Linked DNA regions of Mus musculus: region 2 is linked to region 1. A link is a loop called in an ENCODE intact Hi-C map of the cell type or tissue named here. Cell type or tissue: left cerebral cortex. All regions are shown on one strand.

Region 1 (8,000 bases):
GACTCAATTTTCCTTTTCAAGTTTAAGTTTAAGGTCCACACAAAACAGCCCACTGCTTATCTCTCTTCACGTTGCAGGGTGAACTTAGTAAGGAGTGGAAATGTCCACACCTGTGCTATACATCAAACCCATAGGAAACAAGGGTCAAGTGACTGTGTTTGTTTCCTGAATATTTGTTTTGTTTTGTGCCACTCTCACCTGCCACCTGTGTGTCCTTGAGGATTCTTGTTCATGCTGCGTCTCAGTTTTAGAAATATTTTACTGAATATTCATGACAACATTTTCCAAGTTTATAAATGTAAAGGTTTTCTCTATTTGGTCCCAGGTAAGCATGTGGCTACTTCATTCTGAATGTCACCCGCCAGCCAGGAAAGAGGGTGAGAATTGGTAATAGAGTTGGGTAATTGGCAAAAGGTGTGTTTATTCTAAGGATTGGACATTTTCTAAGCTGGCGCCTATCACTTTCTGTAATTCTTCAGGGTGTTTTTTAGGCATTTTATCAAGATGGATGGATTGACTAAGCAGCCCACTTGGTATGTGTGCAACAAATAGTGAATGTGAAAATGGCCAGGGATGGAGACAAGTGTCTAGGATTTCCAGCTCTAACTGACATGAAAAAAAAATCAGGGTTTCTCAAAATAGGGGTCGCCTAGCATATCATTGTTCAAATCATCTCTATGCTAAATCAAAGCAGAAGCCAGGACCTCCTGCTTAGTCCTTTCTAATGGAATGTTTTCTAAGCACAAAATTATTCCATTACAACAGGAAAGCATATTTTGGCTTCCTGTGAGAGCCACGTTGAAGAATTACACAAAGCCATAGGTATCAACACTGTACCAGCTTAGAAAATGTCCAGTCCTTAGAATAAAAGCACCCTGTGCCAATTATCCAGATCTATTATGGATTCCCACCCTCTTTCCTGTCTTGTGGGCGACATCCAGAATGAAATACCCACACACTTACACGAGACCAAATAGAGAAAACATTTACATTAATAAACTGGGAAAAAGTAATTATCCAATTACAACAGGAAATCACATTCTGGCTTATTATGATACCCACTGAACCCATTCATTTGAAAGAACTCTTATAGAATACTTTTGCCCCCAAAAGTAGTTTCTATAACTTTAAATGTGTAGTCTTTTTCTGTGAATGGGGGTTGAGGGGGAGTAGGTTGTTCCTTTTCTAAAGAATGAATGTACCAGCCAGCCTAATAGAAAAACTGGGAAATAGAAAAACTCCAGATGCTGCCTTCATGAATGTCATATTTTGGTTGGAGAGACCAGATAGTCACACACACACAAAAATCTTAGATAGCTGATGGATCCCTAAGTTTGAGGTCAGCCTGGTCTACAGGGCTAGTTCCAGGAGAGCCAGGGTTATACAGGGAAAGTCTGTCTTAGAAAACTAACTAGATAGATAGATAGATAGATAGATAGATAGATAGATAGATAGATAGATATGAGATAGGTAGATAGATAGGTGGAAGATAGGTAGATAGATGATAGATAGATAGATAGATAGATAGATAGATAGATAGATAGATAGATAGATGATAGATAGAAGATAGGTAGATAGGTGAGAGATAGGTAGATAGATAGATAGATAGATAGATAGATAGATAGATAGATAGATAGATAGATAGATACATACATAGATACATATATACATAGATACATAGATACATATATAGATACATAGATAGAAAGATAGATGCATAGATACATAGATAGACAAATGAAACCTTACCTGGCAGAGGAGATAACATGATCAAGAAGATGATTTTCCCAGGGCAAGGCTTATCCATTGCAATCCAGATGTGCTGACCCCTGAAACTTTCTCAAATGTGAGAAACATGACTGAATAACTTATGGTAGTGGGAGTTTGCATTCATGCTCTCCCCAAGTGGGGGGATCTTTGAAGTGATACTGTGATTAGTTGTCTGAGTAGATCCTATAGCTTCCTGGAAGGCAGAGAGATGCAGTGTGATTGAAACACTAAGAAAAAGTTGTTGTTTTAAAAAATTGTCATTTGATGAATGAACAAGATCCAGAAAGGAGCGAATGCAAGATGGATGGGGGCTGTGTCACACCAAAGAGGAACAAGAGGAAATGGATTCAGAACTCAATGCAATAAGCAATGACAGAGTGACTGGGTGCCTCCTGAGAAACATGACACTGTATGCCAAGATCTTGGCTGCCCCAATGCTCACTCTCCAGCGTGACAAAGGAGCAATACAAAGAAAAAGAGAAAATAAACAAAACCAATTTAGATTGCAAATTGTATTTAAGGGAATGAATAGGTGCAATGGCAGAGAATGTGGAGCAGGTTTGCATTCAGTATTTCCCAACTTTCAAGCACGTGTGAATTTCCCAGGATCTTATTAAGACAGATTCTGATCTAATGTATGAAATGGGCTGTAAGATTTGCATTAGGAAAAAAAATCCCAAACCTCAGATGGCATGCATACCCTTCTTCACCTTGCCCAGTAGGTGTGGCTTTACAGAACAAGTTCTGAGGACCCAGATAAAAGGATAGGCAGAGCACAGGCTTCCTGGTGGGACAGGGTAGTAAGGAAGCATTAAGAGGCAGCTCTGGATCACACTGAGGGGTCTAGAGTACCCAAGTGGGTGTCAGGACTTCATCAGTGAGGCTCATGCTCAAGATGAGACTTGTCTGTTACATAGACTCAGCTTACCAACACACTGTCCAGTCAGGGCATATACAAAAAAAGATACTCGTAGAGCATAGCAGAGAAGATGTAGACTTAGACTATGAAGGATCAAAGAAATAGGACTGTCATAATCCTATCACTCCTGAATGATCCCCTGTTGATAGGAAGGAAAGGACAAGCAGGATCAATGTCTAACAGAAAGGGAAGAAGTTTTTGTTTTTACCTCATGTGGGATTATATTAGGCTAAAGAAATTCTGTCAAAAGCACCAAGAGTCTTAAAGGAGTATATATGTAATTCAATTTAGGGCAAGATATGGAAAAAGGTGAGCAACAATGGGCTGAATTTGGGGGAAATTTATAAGGAAGGTCATATAAGAGCCAGAAGGGCCTGGGGAAACACTGGGAGGATGAGGAGGTACTGGGAGTAGTCCTTGTTCGTATGGGCAGATGCTGTGTGATGAGGGGACACTGGCAATTGTCACTGTCATCAGTGTCCACCACTCTGCAACCCTTCTTCCACCAAGGTTCTCTGTCGGACCACAGTTTTGAGGGTTGGTGGCCAAGCCTTTCCACCAAGGGAAGGATTGCATCTTCATGTGTGAAGGAGAGAAAAGTGACAAGAAGGTACAGCGCTAGGAGGAAAACCCATTGGCCTGACACAAGTATGGTGGTCCCAGGACAAAATGCAGTGCGCCATTGCCATGCATCATCTGGGGCAAGGGGCCGGGCATGAGTGACAGGACAGTGTCTCTTTGTGACTCCTTAGATTACAGAAACCAAGTCCTGGGCACATGGAGGTAAGTTCATAAGGACCCAGGCTTTCTTGGTGCTCAGTCTATCATTCTGTTATTCAGTCAAGGTGAACAAGTGTTAAGTGTGGAGGCTATATACAACATACCTTGCTGTGAGTGGGTGGGAACCTTGGCTCTTGCATTCATTGATATTAGCTTTGAGCTTATGTCAATGCTTTGGTACATAAGGTGACATTCTTATGATTACAGAATTCCATATGTCATAAATATGAGAACGCACTCAATGCATAATTCGGGCAGTTCCACACATAAATACTAGGTGGCAGCCCAACACTGCCTTTGGGTAATTGAGGCGTCTTGTCTGATTCTCTACCCAGCACATTAATGGAAAATTTTAGATGCTTTAAGAAGGGCTTTCAGTGGGAAGGTTTACAGAAATAAGTAAATGATGCTGATGACACATTTGTTAACTGCCTTTCTCCAAACCACTTTTTAAATTACGAATTATACATGCAATTTAATGAGACGGCAAAAACTTAAGGCAACTGAAAAATAGGCAGAGGATGTAAATAGCTATTTTATAGGAGCAATGCACAAGGCAATGGCCATATGCGGTGGGTGTTTAACTTCTTGGAAGATGAGAAATTATAATTATGTAAGTATGATTTTTATCACCCCTTGATCTGATAGAAACATTTTTTCTGAGTTCTAACCTAGAGAAAAATGAGAGATATGGTTAAAGATCTATGCACAAGTATCCTCAATGATTTATTTATGGTAATCTAAAGACGTTAGTTCTTAGAAGATGCTGTTTCCTACAGTAGAATATCATACATTCTTAATTGATTTGATTTTATGTTTTAGTCAGTCTCTAACAAAATTATATGCATTATAGTGAGTTAATGTAAGAAATGCTGACACATGATTCACAAAAACAGACAAAGAAGAGGGATAGTTTGCCTCTTTGGAGATGGGGAGAGATGGGATTTGTGGAGATTTTAGTCATTAGGAGAAATGACAGGTTAGAAGTTTCGACTATGAGGCCATCGCTTGGCTGGTGCAAAGCAGAATCATGATCAAATGGATCACTATGGTCACACAACAATGAATCTTTGGCAGCATCACAGGACGAAAACCCAGGTCTTTCTCTTGGACCATTTTTTTTTTTTTAATTCATGAATGTATGGGGACTTCAGTACGACACTCATTGGTGCTGTCAGAATACAGGTATCTGTGGCAATTAAAAAGGAAAATAATTCAGTAAAACAGGAAGAACCTTCTCTCTCCCGAGTGATACAGAAATATCTGTACCCATTTTATTCAATTCACAAATGTATTAATCTGCTTTTAATTCAGTTCTTAACACATTCTTACATAACATGTAATGCCTTTTATGAAAAGCAGAAAACTGTAGCTGGCTGAGCCTTTTGCTTTAAGCAAAGACATGAATGAACAAGGCAAGGAAAAACTGATAGTGTTGTTTGACCAAGAGTTTGTTTGTTGTATTCCTTTAGAAACACATGAACCAAGTGTTTGATTTATTTATTTTCTGACCTTATTGAGTCAATTATCCATTGCTCTCATTATGGAAATAGTAGATTAAAAATAAAGGAAGCCTTTCATCATGGTTGGGCACTTCAGTAACTATAAAGAACAAAGATATATAGTATCCAGTCTTGGAATCTAGTACCAAATAAAAGCTTAGAAGGCTTTTAATTTAGGTGAGTATATTTTAAAATAATGGTCTGACATAGTCCCTTCTTACAAACATCACAATCTATATAGTCAGAGTCCTGGTCTTTTTGCTTCATCTATCAGCCAAGCAACTTAACAAACTGATGGAGAAGTAACCGCTTCATTGGCTCTGTGATTCCAGCCGTTCGAGTATTTTTTTACATTATTAAAATCTTTTACTTTTTTCAAGTTAAACAATTCTTACAGGTATATATGTCAGGCACATCGCTTTACCTCTTTGTCTTCCTTCTTTAGCAATTTGCATTTTTATTTTTAACATGACAAATATAAAGTTACATGGAAATGCTAGGTAATAGCATTCTCCTTTTTCCTAGGATCCTGAACTTTGACAATGACATTGCTAAGAAATTTTACCCTGATTAGGAAAATATGTTGTTTTTTTTTTCTGTGTTCACTGATATATTTGGACATATCATACTTCCAGGTTCCCATTGAGGTGGGGATAGAAGCACAGGAGACGAAGTCCTACCCTTTGTGTGAAATGATATTACCATCGAGCTACTATTACAATAATTTCTATAGAGAATTGTATATCCGATGGGGCTAGAAACAGTGACAACTGTCCGCACCGAGTTTTCTTCACAAAGTGCTGAATGTTTGAGAGGGCTTTGCAAAACAGGTTAAAACCTTCCTGAATGAGATTGATGAAACAGTAGATTTTATTATAATAAAATACAAAAGAAGCACCTACTATTATTTATTAATTTTAAAAAATGCATATATTTGACCTACATGTCTAGTCTGCCTTTTATCTGTACAGTTGATATCATGAAACAAAGAAGGGAAATATAAATTTTAGCAACTTCAATCTTGGTGCTTTCTGGAACATTGAGAAAGGCAGTTCTTTGTATTTTGCTCATAATTCTGTTTGGGAGTACGTTGAAAGCATTGTAATAAACATTTGCATGTTTTATAGAAGGTTACGGGATTTCTACTTTTATTTGAATTTCCTTGCTCATTGGATCTATGTGTGCAGGATTTTTTTTTTTCAGTGTGAATGGTCTGGGTCGTCTTTCATTTAGGGCAGAAGCATAGACAATGACTTGAATTTGGCTTCCTGGTGTCTCAATAACTTCAGAATCTGTGAAAACTCACAGGAACCTCTTGCTCTGCCAAATACCTCCAAAGTTAGGAGTGGCCCAAGGTTAATGCTGAGCTGCAGCAGAGACTAGAGGCTCTTCCCTGACTGAAGGGTTACATCATTACATCATTTTTACCTTGCAGGTCTAGATTAATTTCAGCAATGTGTGAGGGCTTGCCCTTGGGTATGCGCTCACCAGGGACGCTCAGGTTCCCATGAGCTTCGGAAGCTCGGCTCCCATCCCTTTCTTTCCCCTACCCGCTTCCAATGAGTGTCGATGAAGCTGCCTTACTACTTACTAGTTACTAATTAAAATCAACCAAACTCATTCGAGATTTTAGAGGAAATGGTTTCACTTTTTTTTTTCACATTTATGATAAGGTTGGCTATAGGTTTGTTAGATATAGCGTTTTATTTCTCGCTAATTCAGGGCTTTTATGGGGTAGTCCAGGCTGACATCAAACTCACAGAGTAGCTGAGAATGACTTTGATATATGACTCTCTTGCCTCTATCTCCCAACAGCTGGAATTAAAGACATGAGCTGTCACCGCAGGCTTATACAGTGCTGGGAATCAAACCTAGGCTTCGGACATGCTGGGCAGTCTACCCAGCTAAGCTACGTATTTTTTTTATGACTGCTTCAATCCATGTTGATTGTTATAAATTTCTTTATATTGTTCCTATATTCTTTCGATTTAATGTTGGTAGGTCATTTGTGTCTCTAGGAACTCAATTTCTTCAGTATTTTTCAGTTACTTGGAATAGAAGCGTTTAAAGTACTCCTTAATGGTTATTTGGATTTCATTGGGATCTGTAGTATCCCTTCCCTTTGTAAATTTGTATCCTGTCTTTCTTTTGGTTAATTTGGCTACGAGATTGTCAATTTTTATTTTATTATTATTTTTTAAAGAACAATTTTGTTGTTTGCTTCTGATTGACTGAAGAATTGTTCTCTAGTCTTCATCTTTTTAATTTCTCCCTCATTCTTATTTCTTGTCCTACACTGATTTAGGGTTGGGTTTAGTCTTGATTGTCTAGGACTTTGTGGTGCATCATGAGGTTATTTATTTAAGATCTTTCTGTTTCTTTAACTATAAACATTCATATCTATAAGTATTCCCTTTAGACTTGCCCTAGCTGTATCTCAACAAGGCTGGTAAGTTATGTTTTTATTTTTATTTGTGTTTAACAGTCTCTTTCTTTCCTCCCTGATTTCTTCAGTGACTGACTAGCCATTCAAGAGTATATTCTTCAGTTTCATCTGGCTATTTATTTATTTATTTATTTATTTAGCTATTAGCTTCTAGAGAGCTATAATAAATAGCATAAAATGATAATATATAAGAACCTCTTTGGAAATTTTGCATTTAGTAAGGTTTGATTTGTGACCTAGAAACATAGTCTGTTTAGAGTAGATTCCATGGGAAGCTAAGAAAAAAAAATGCATGTTTTATTTCTTTCAGATGGAATCTTCTATAGCTATGTATCACATCTATTTGTTCCATAGTGTATTTTAATTCTGAGTTTTACTTTTTTAATTTTTAGTTTGGATGGATTATGTAGATATGAGTATGAGATGTTGAAATCATATACTATTATTATATTGAGACTTGTCTGACCTTTGGTGTTCAATAATGTTTTTTTTTTGTTTTTTTGTTTTTGGTAAGAGTGAGATTGTCAATGTTTATTGTCTGCATATTCATAATTGTAACACATTCTTGACAAATCATTCTATT
Region 2 (8,000 bases), 310 kb after region 1:
TGGAGCCAGCCTATTTTTCAACATTTCATCAAAAGAAAGAACACTTCTGGCCCAGTGATGGAAAAAAATCCACGGTCTTCCACATCCTGTCCACCGCTGATTGGGTAACCAGCTGTCCCTCCATGGCACTCTGCAGCAGCAGGTCTTCTCTTTGTGTGCCCACGTCTCCTTTTTATCTGGCAAGACAGGGCAATTTCTTTGAAATAAGGCCCCTTTCTCTGCAGTGAGTGACCCAGAGTCACTCAAGGCTGTCATTTCCCAGCTATATCATTGACTTCAAATTCAATTTCAAGGTTCATGAAAGCTTTCCCTGTCCACCTTGTGTTGTGTTGCCTTTGTTTCTATGTCCTGCGAGGCAATTACTTTGGAATCCTAGTCTCCATTTTAGCATGCATCTAACTTAGGTAGAGAGAACTGCTGTGAACATGGTTGTGGTGACTGAGGCCTGGCAGTGATCCAGGGCATCGTAGTTGGGGCTTCTGTCACATCTATGGATGCTGTGAATAGCCAGTAATGAGAATAGAGGGAAATGTCATGCTAGAATCTTGCGGTCTACATCAGGCAAATCAGCTAACAATATATAAAGGAGATGCCATTATTCAGAGTATATAGGACCACGAGTGCTTCTCCAACAGTAAACTCGAATAATAAGTAATTATGGGCATATTTTAAAATGCAGATGCATGCTCCTGATTGATGGGTGGGATGGTATTCGCAGTGATGCCATTGAAACGTGCTATTTATGGTTGCCGTCAATTATATTCGAGTTTGTCAGGGAACAGCCTTGTGAAACTTAGCTTTCTCGTTTGTAAAATTTATGTCGAAGGCGTTTTTCAGTTCAGACCCTTTAGACCACCTGCCTGGTGAGTATTCAGAAATCTTTTCCATTCAGTTATCTATGATTTCTTGTCACCTAATCACATAAATTCTGTGCCCCATAATGGGAAATAGATTTTCTCTCTGGTGCCCAGGCTAATTGAGTGGTCATGGCTGTTTGAGTTGAGAAGGATTCTAAGGATGTTTAAAGGAGCCCTGGACACAGGTTGGGGGATCTATAGCAACTATGTTGCAGGTGTGCATTAAGTGTATGGTCTACTTCTTCATCTCCAAATTCCTCTCTCTTGGTCAAGTTTATACTCTTCAAGAAGCATACATGTTTACTAACAACATTTTCTGGACATGAAAAATAATATTAATAGATAAATTATTAAAAGACTTTTCATGAAGTCTACATTCAAATAAGACTCATTTATATCAATGGGGAAACTAGAATGCCATTAACTTTTTCTCCTAATGTGGTCAGTGCTTGCTCTCCTGTCTAAAAACAAGAAACATCTACTTTCCTTTCCTGAAAACATATTTTAAGTCAATACTAAATAAAACTGGGCCTAGGGGAGGGGAGGGTACCAGCCTGTGATCCCAACTACTTAGGAGACGAAGGCAGGAGGGGTGCAAATACAAGGCTGGTCTAGTTAATTTAGCAACACCTTGTTTCAAAACAGAAAGTAAAAGGGGGCATGGAGTTCAGTGTGGAAGGCTTGCCTGGCATGCATGAGACTCTCCGCTCACTTGCAAACAAACAAACAAAGCAAATAACAACAACAACAACAAAAGAGTTCCTGTGTGTAAGCACAAAATAGCAGTTTCAACTAAGAATTCTCTGAGCAGACAAAATATAAACCAAGATTTCTGAGAAAGTTTTACTACCATTGACCTGCATTCATTCTTACAACCTGTGAAGTCACTTGGGGAGACCTCTGCTCATGCCTGCAAGGGTGATGCTGATTATGTTGACTGATATGAGATGTCCCATCTTAGTTGTTGGTGGGACCATTTCTTGGACAGAAGATCCTGGGATGTATAAAATGGAGAAAGCAAACGAAAGTGCTAGCATGCATTCATTGATCTCCACTTCCTGACTGCAGATGCGATGTGACTTGCTAGCACTCTGTACTTGCTACGGTGGACTCTACCGTACTTTATCCCTATCTACTTTATCCCTTTCCATGCTTAATTTCTTAAGTCATTCGAAGCTTAGTTCTCTAAAATTCTGTCTGGCCAGTGATGGCCTCTCTTCAGTGCCTCCCTAGAGTTAGCTTGTCATTTTCTGGTAGGTAGAAACCTGTGGTACATGTACACTCAGTACATGTGTGTGAGATTATAAATGCCCGGTAGGGTGAGAGTAGCTAGCCCTAGATACGCATAGAATGAGTGCTGGGAGATGTCTTAGAGGACTTAACTTTGTCTAGCCTACATCAACAGAAGGAAACTGAGACTCAGAGAATCTCATCTTTAAGCCTTAGTGAAATAAAAAGGAAGTGACATAAAAGACCATCTCAAAAGAAAGGAGATGCAGGGTTCCATGCATCCTGCTGAGTTTTCTACGCTCTCCCTTCTTAATTCAGTTCCTCATTACAACCTAGAGCTGCCTGCCCATTTCTCCTGGTAACGTTTTCATACAGCTGTTAAATATGGGGTGGCTCAAAGAGATTCTCACATGAAAACAGCCCATACCATAGAGAATGTGAGAGAGACCACTGTACACAGATGTCTCTTTGCTTCCCATTCCACTAAAGTCCCTCCCTAAATCTTAGCATCCTTTGTGTCCTAGATTTCTGACGCTTTTGTGGGAAAAGAATCTATTGAAATGTTTTCCTGTGAGGTTGTGGCATTTAGACGACCACCACCTTAACCATCCAATTTAGATAGTGGAAGTGAAAGGTCGTCTTTATTTAAAAATGATTGTTTGACCTGATATTCTAAATCTAACAATCATATGAGGGACTGGATCTGAAAAAAAAAAATCCAGAAGTTCTGGGTAATGGCATTAGTGACTTATTTTTGTTTAAACTCTGAATTTTCCCTAGAGATTCTGCCTTCTGTCGAGATTAAGCTGTTCAGGCCTTAATATTTGCTGTGAAATAAATACCTTTGAACTTACAGATGCCATGGAGACAGGATGCGGGAGCCCATTACTAAGAGAGAAAACAAATTTCATGGGGCTGTTGGCATTTGCTCTGAGGGTCAAGTCTGGACACAGTAGTCATTTTTTGAAGTAGAAACTGAGAGGCTTGTAAAGAAATGCTTGTTTGCCTAAGATATAGCTAATTCTTCTTGGAAGAAATAACAGTTCAAAGTCTGTGTGGTCAAACTAGGTTTTCTGAATTCAAGGTCATTGTTGGGGAATATTCAAGCCTGTCTGGGAGAAGACAGTTAAATAAGGCCAAAGATGAATCCTCTTTCCCCCAAAACCTTGGTACATACCCAGTACTCAACAGAAACTCCCAGAATGAACAAATTTACATCCAACAGAATTGGAATGGGGCAGGTTATTTTCTTAGTAGTGTGATTTCACTTCATTCCACAAGGGGGCACCTGACAGTGTTTGGAGACACTTGTGGTTGTCACAATATGGGATTTGTGCTATTATGGATTAGAGAGTAGAAGCTAGAGGTGCCCCTACATATCCTGTGGTATACAATATGTCACCGCAGCAGGAGACTATGAGATCCAAACTTCCAATGGTGCTAAGGTTGAGAAAGGCCACGTAAGCCATCACAACGAAAGCAGATACCCTTCACTGTGGGAGTTCTTTCTACTTAAAGCTCTTGGACTTAAACATCCCATGGGTTCAGAATGTCTTAAACCCTACCAAATACTGTACAGTTCAGACTCCAGGAAGGCCTGAGGGTGTCTGGTCCAGCCCAGACTGGAACATTTGAAAGTTTACTTCTAGGGATCTCTTCATTTCTCCATATCTGAGGCATGTATGTAATGAGCTTCTTAAATTGCTCAAAATAGAGGGAAGGAAATAGGTTCCACATGCAGATACCTGGGCTCCTAACTAGGCCATGTTTTATATTCACTAAGACTCCTGGAATTGTTTCACTGGGAAATGTTGCATACTGCCAAAGTGTGTGGCTTTGGTTTTTTGTTGCTATTGTTGTGTTCTTCTCAATATGCAGTAATTTTGAGGAGCTGACCACATCTGAGAAAATACTCTACATCCCAATATCCTGAAAATGACTCTATGTTTTAGCAAGCACAGAGTTAAAACAAATGTTTAAAGCCACCACCCAGTCAACATCATGTGACTGTGGTCTGATAGACATGAGAGACTCAAGAAAGAAGGTTCCTGATCAAACGCCTGCCATGCTTTCCTGCACAAAGGGCGTGGCCGACACTGAGAGGAAGGAAGCAGGTGCTGTGATGGAGGGTGGCCAGAGCTATCTTTTTCAGGGTGTGGTGCACAAACTTCCTGATTCATTGAGAACAGAGCTATGTTTATTAGATGCTCCAGGTCTGAAGGGACATCATTCCTCCATATCCTCTTAAAATGTGGTTGCCAAGATGAACATAGAAACCCGACTTCAGAGACAGCCATTTCTCTCAGCTTTGGTTGAAACCGTTTATTATTTTTTTAAGTACTATTGTTTAGTATATAACATCGCTGATTATATCTGATTCCTAATTAACTCAAAAATATGATAAGACTTGTAATTTCTGTGTAATACTTAGATTTGGGGAAAAAATGCCCCTGACTGCTTGTTAACATTATACTCTCTTGGTGGAGATACACACTATCTGTTTTAAACTCTTTCCTGGCTGGGGTGAAATTGGTATTTGATATCTAGTGAAAGTATTTATATCAGAAATGCCTTTTCTCCATTCATTATTGTTAATTTGCTTTATAATTCTTTCATGCTTTCTTGCAGTTGTTAAGATTCATCTACCATCAACACCCCGGGTTATCATCTCTATGGTAACAGCATCCATTTCTTGAGCATCTTCATGGCAAATTGTGTGGCTTATTTTACATAATATTTCCTTAAGTTTCATGATAACTACATGAAATGAGGTTCACAGCCTAGATTTCAAAGAGAAGTGTAAGTCCTTTATTTAAAGTTAGATAACTGTTTTACTGCTGGCTTACAAACATGGAGGCCCTAGGTGATAAATTACAACAACATAGAAGACAAGTGATTAAAGGAACTTAGTGGCTCATTTGAAAGCCTCTTTTGTAAAACACCATGCAGCTATTCAAAACTACATTGCTGATAATTTCAAATGAATCTCCCATTGGTGTGGTAGTAGACACACAAGCTTGAAGGCAATAAAAGATACATAGACATGAATACAGACACACACAAACTCAAGTCAATATTGAGAGAAATAGAGAAACTCATGTAAGATCGGAAGATTGTATTGACATTAATATCCAGTCTTAATAAAGTACTGTAATTGTAAGATGTGTTACCATTGGTGGGTGGGTAAGATGAATTGGTAGAATAAGGAATGCTCTGCAAACCTGGTGCATGACTTGACCTTGATCTCCAGAATCCATGGTGAAAGGAAAGAACCAAGACCGGAAGGTCATCTTATGACTTCCAGTATGGCACATGTGTGCCCACACTCACAGACACCCATGTACACACACTAAGAAAAGCTATTACCATTGTAAGAAGCTGTTAGAAATATACTACAATTTGAATGATAATACTTCCTCCAAAATTAGTGTTCATACCTTGATGGTCTAGGCTGGTTCCAGGTCTCAGCTATTTGAATGGCATTTTACTCAGCTATGACAAATCAAAATTATGTCGTTTGGAAGGAAGTGCATGGAAATTGAGATCATGATTGAAATAAACCAGACCTATGGAGACAAGTATCATACTTTCTATTGTATGAAGAATTTGATTTAAATATGAATAGAAAAATGTGTATGTATGCACACACCTGTATATGTGTATATATTCATATACAATGAAAACAGAAAGGATACTATGAGGGAAGGATAATACCTAAAGAGAAGAGGAAGAGGATGATGCTAGAAGAAAAGAGAGAAAAAATACAACTCTCCTCATTGAGAATCTAGATTTAAATATGTCTATGTACATATGCTATGAACGCAGAAAGGGGGTTATTTGAGGTGAGGACAGAAATGGAATGATGTGGGAAGAACAGTAAGACATTTAGTACATCAAGGTACGATACTATTTATGTATCATACTGAAACCCATTATCCTGTAGGCTAAGTAAAAATATTAGCAACATCAACAACAACAACATGTCAAACCTAATTCCCAGTGTCTTGCCTTTTGGCAAGTGATTAAGCTGTGTCTTTACTGTAAACTCCAAGGAAATGATGTTTTCCATACACAAATAAGGCATTTGTAGATGTGAAATCACATAGAATGTGGCAATATGCACAGAACCATATAAGTTCAGCCAGATAAAATTCCATCGTAGAAAAGGGGGACTATAAGATAATAGTTTTTCTTGTGTGTTGATATATGCAGTAAACATGAAATGTCAATATCAGTGCCTATAAATAAATGTTTATTTGAAAAAAAGGATGTATCTTTATTCACATAAATGGAATGTAGGACTCTCTTGCTTTTTCCTCCCTTCCTCCACTTGAGGATGCAGGACTCATCCACTTCAGAGGATGCAGCAATGAGTAAAAGGTTAGACTGTGTCCTTCTTGGATAGCACTCCTGACAGCATACCCAGTAGCAAGAGCTATGAGAAATAACTCTATCGTGTATAAGCTAACCACTGTTAAGTCTTGGATATGATGCGTTCCTTAATAGGGCTCATGCATTGAAAAGTTGGTTGCTTGTTTGAGATGTTTGAGAGTTTCCAGACACTCCTAGCAGAGATGTTCAGGCAGAAATAAATTATGTATTCATAGGATCACGCTATATCAGTGGTTCTCAACCTGTGGGTCGCGACCATCAGAGAACATATATTACCGATGATCTTAGGAACTGAGACAATTCTCAGTAGCAAAATTACCATTATGAAATAGTAATGAAAATAGATTTATGGTTGCGGGTTCCTCAGACCATCGGAAGTATGTGTTTCCCTGAAAGTTGCCACCCCAGGTTGAGAACCGCTGCTCTATGTGGTTATCTATAAGGATATCACGGTGCCTGTTTGTATTGGGCAGGATTCTCTAGAAAAGCAGAACAAGTAGAAAATACTTACTAAATCTGGAGAAGACAGCAGATGACACTCCTGGACTGCTAGAATCTCAGGAGGTGAACTGGGGTTCTGGGAAAGCAATCATCCTTCACCGTGGCTGATGGTGGAAAACAGTAGTCAGTGAGACAGAGAAAAGGCAGACACGGAGCAAGGAAGAAAGAGAGGAGAAAAGGAAGAAAACTTCAGAAAACACAGCAAGGTAATCTAGAGTCTGTTCTGAGGGCTCCACCCCCATTTGGGGATGCTCTCCTCAGACAATGGCCTGAGTGCCTCTGACTCAGAAGAGCCATTGCTGAGACAATGAGAAAAATGCATAAGATTCTTGCAGTTTCCGATCATTTTAAGGAGGAGACTGAGCCAGCAGAGGAAGAAGCCCTGCTGGGTAAACCTTTTCTCAACCAGAGCCTTGGCAAGAAGCCACTTTCAAGAGATTCCCATTGATCTGATGCTCAAAAATCTCCCAGCCCCCTCTTCCCATATATACACAAAATGGCTAGGGAGACAGAGCAGGTATCACAGCGTTTTAGTCTGAGATCTGACCTAAAACAATATGTGTGGATAGAGGAGTAAAACTTTGAATCAGAGCTGTGCAGTGTCCCATAAGGTGAAACTCTGTTCTATGCTCTAGACTGGTATGGATCACAGAAATAGAGAGACAGAGACAGAAACAAAGATATACAGAAAGAGAGAGAGAGAGACAGAGGGGAGAGAGAGACAGAGAGAGAGACAGAGAGAGACAGAGTCAGAGACAGAGGGGAGAGAGAGAACCCTATATCATGCCCACACAAGGACCCGTATAAAGCCCAGCTCTACACTAACACCCAACAACTCATGCAGGAGACTATACCAAGGTGAACTTGGCCTACAGGCTCTACCTCCCTAACTGACCACATGAAGGCAAAATCAGTACTAGTAGCCATGCTCGCCCATGCTAGGAACTGCACCCATACTCTGTTCTTGTGAGAGGCTGCCTGTACCCCACCCTGGGGAAAGACTGGACAGAGAGGAAGGCC

The links. Peaks named below come from ENCODE experiments on the same cell type or tissue, not always from the same donor. Only the 100,000 strongest peaks of a DNase experiment are listed, where the experiment ranks them.
Region 2: a loop joins it to region 1, with 2.4 times the contacts of the local background. A loop is called at or near these places in 2 of 42 quality-filtered maps.

What each region holds. Positions count from the first base shown.
Region 1 is chr1:77,892,188-77,900,187 of GRCm38, reverse strand. It overlaps Gm33083 (a long non-coding RNA gene), which reads left to right and starts at 3,890. Exons shown (of 5, transcript XR_373562.2): 1 at 3,890-4,082. The region is part of intron 3 of Gm33030 (a long non-coding RNA gene); the gene reads right to left. It overlaps Gm26263 (a small nuclear RNA gene), which reads left to right and starts at 1,742; the gene lies at 1,742-1,905. In left cerebral cortex, a CTCF peak has its summit at 3,744; a DNase peak (open chromatin) is centred at 3,771; H3K27ac peaks cover 839 bases.
Region 2 is chr1:77,584,999-77,592,998 of GRCm38, reverse strand. It overlaps Gm32793 (a long non-coding RNA gene), which reads right to left. Exons shown (of 6, transcript XR_865558.1): 4 at 6,991-7,084. Among named protein-coding and RNA genes, the nearest start is that of Gm32974, 14 kb to the left of the region's middle. In left cerebral cortex, a CTCF peak has its summit at 3,367 (motif pointing right); no DNase peak of the experiment used is centred here.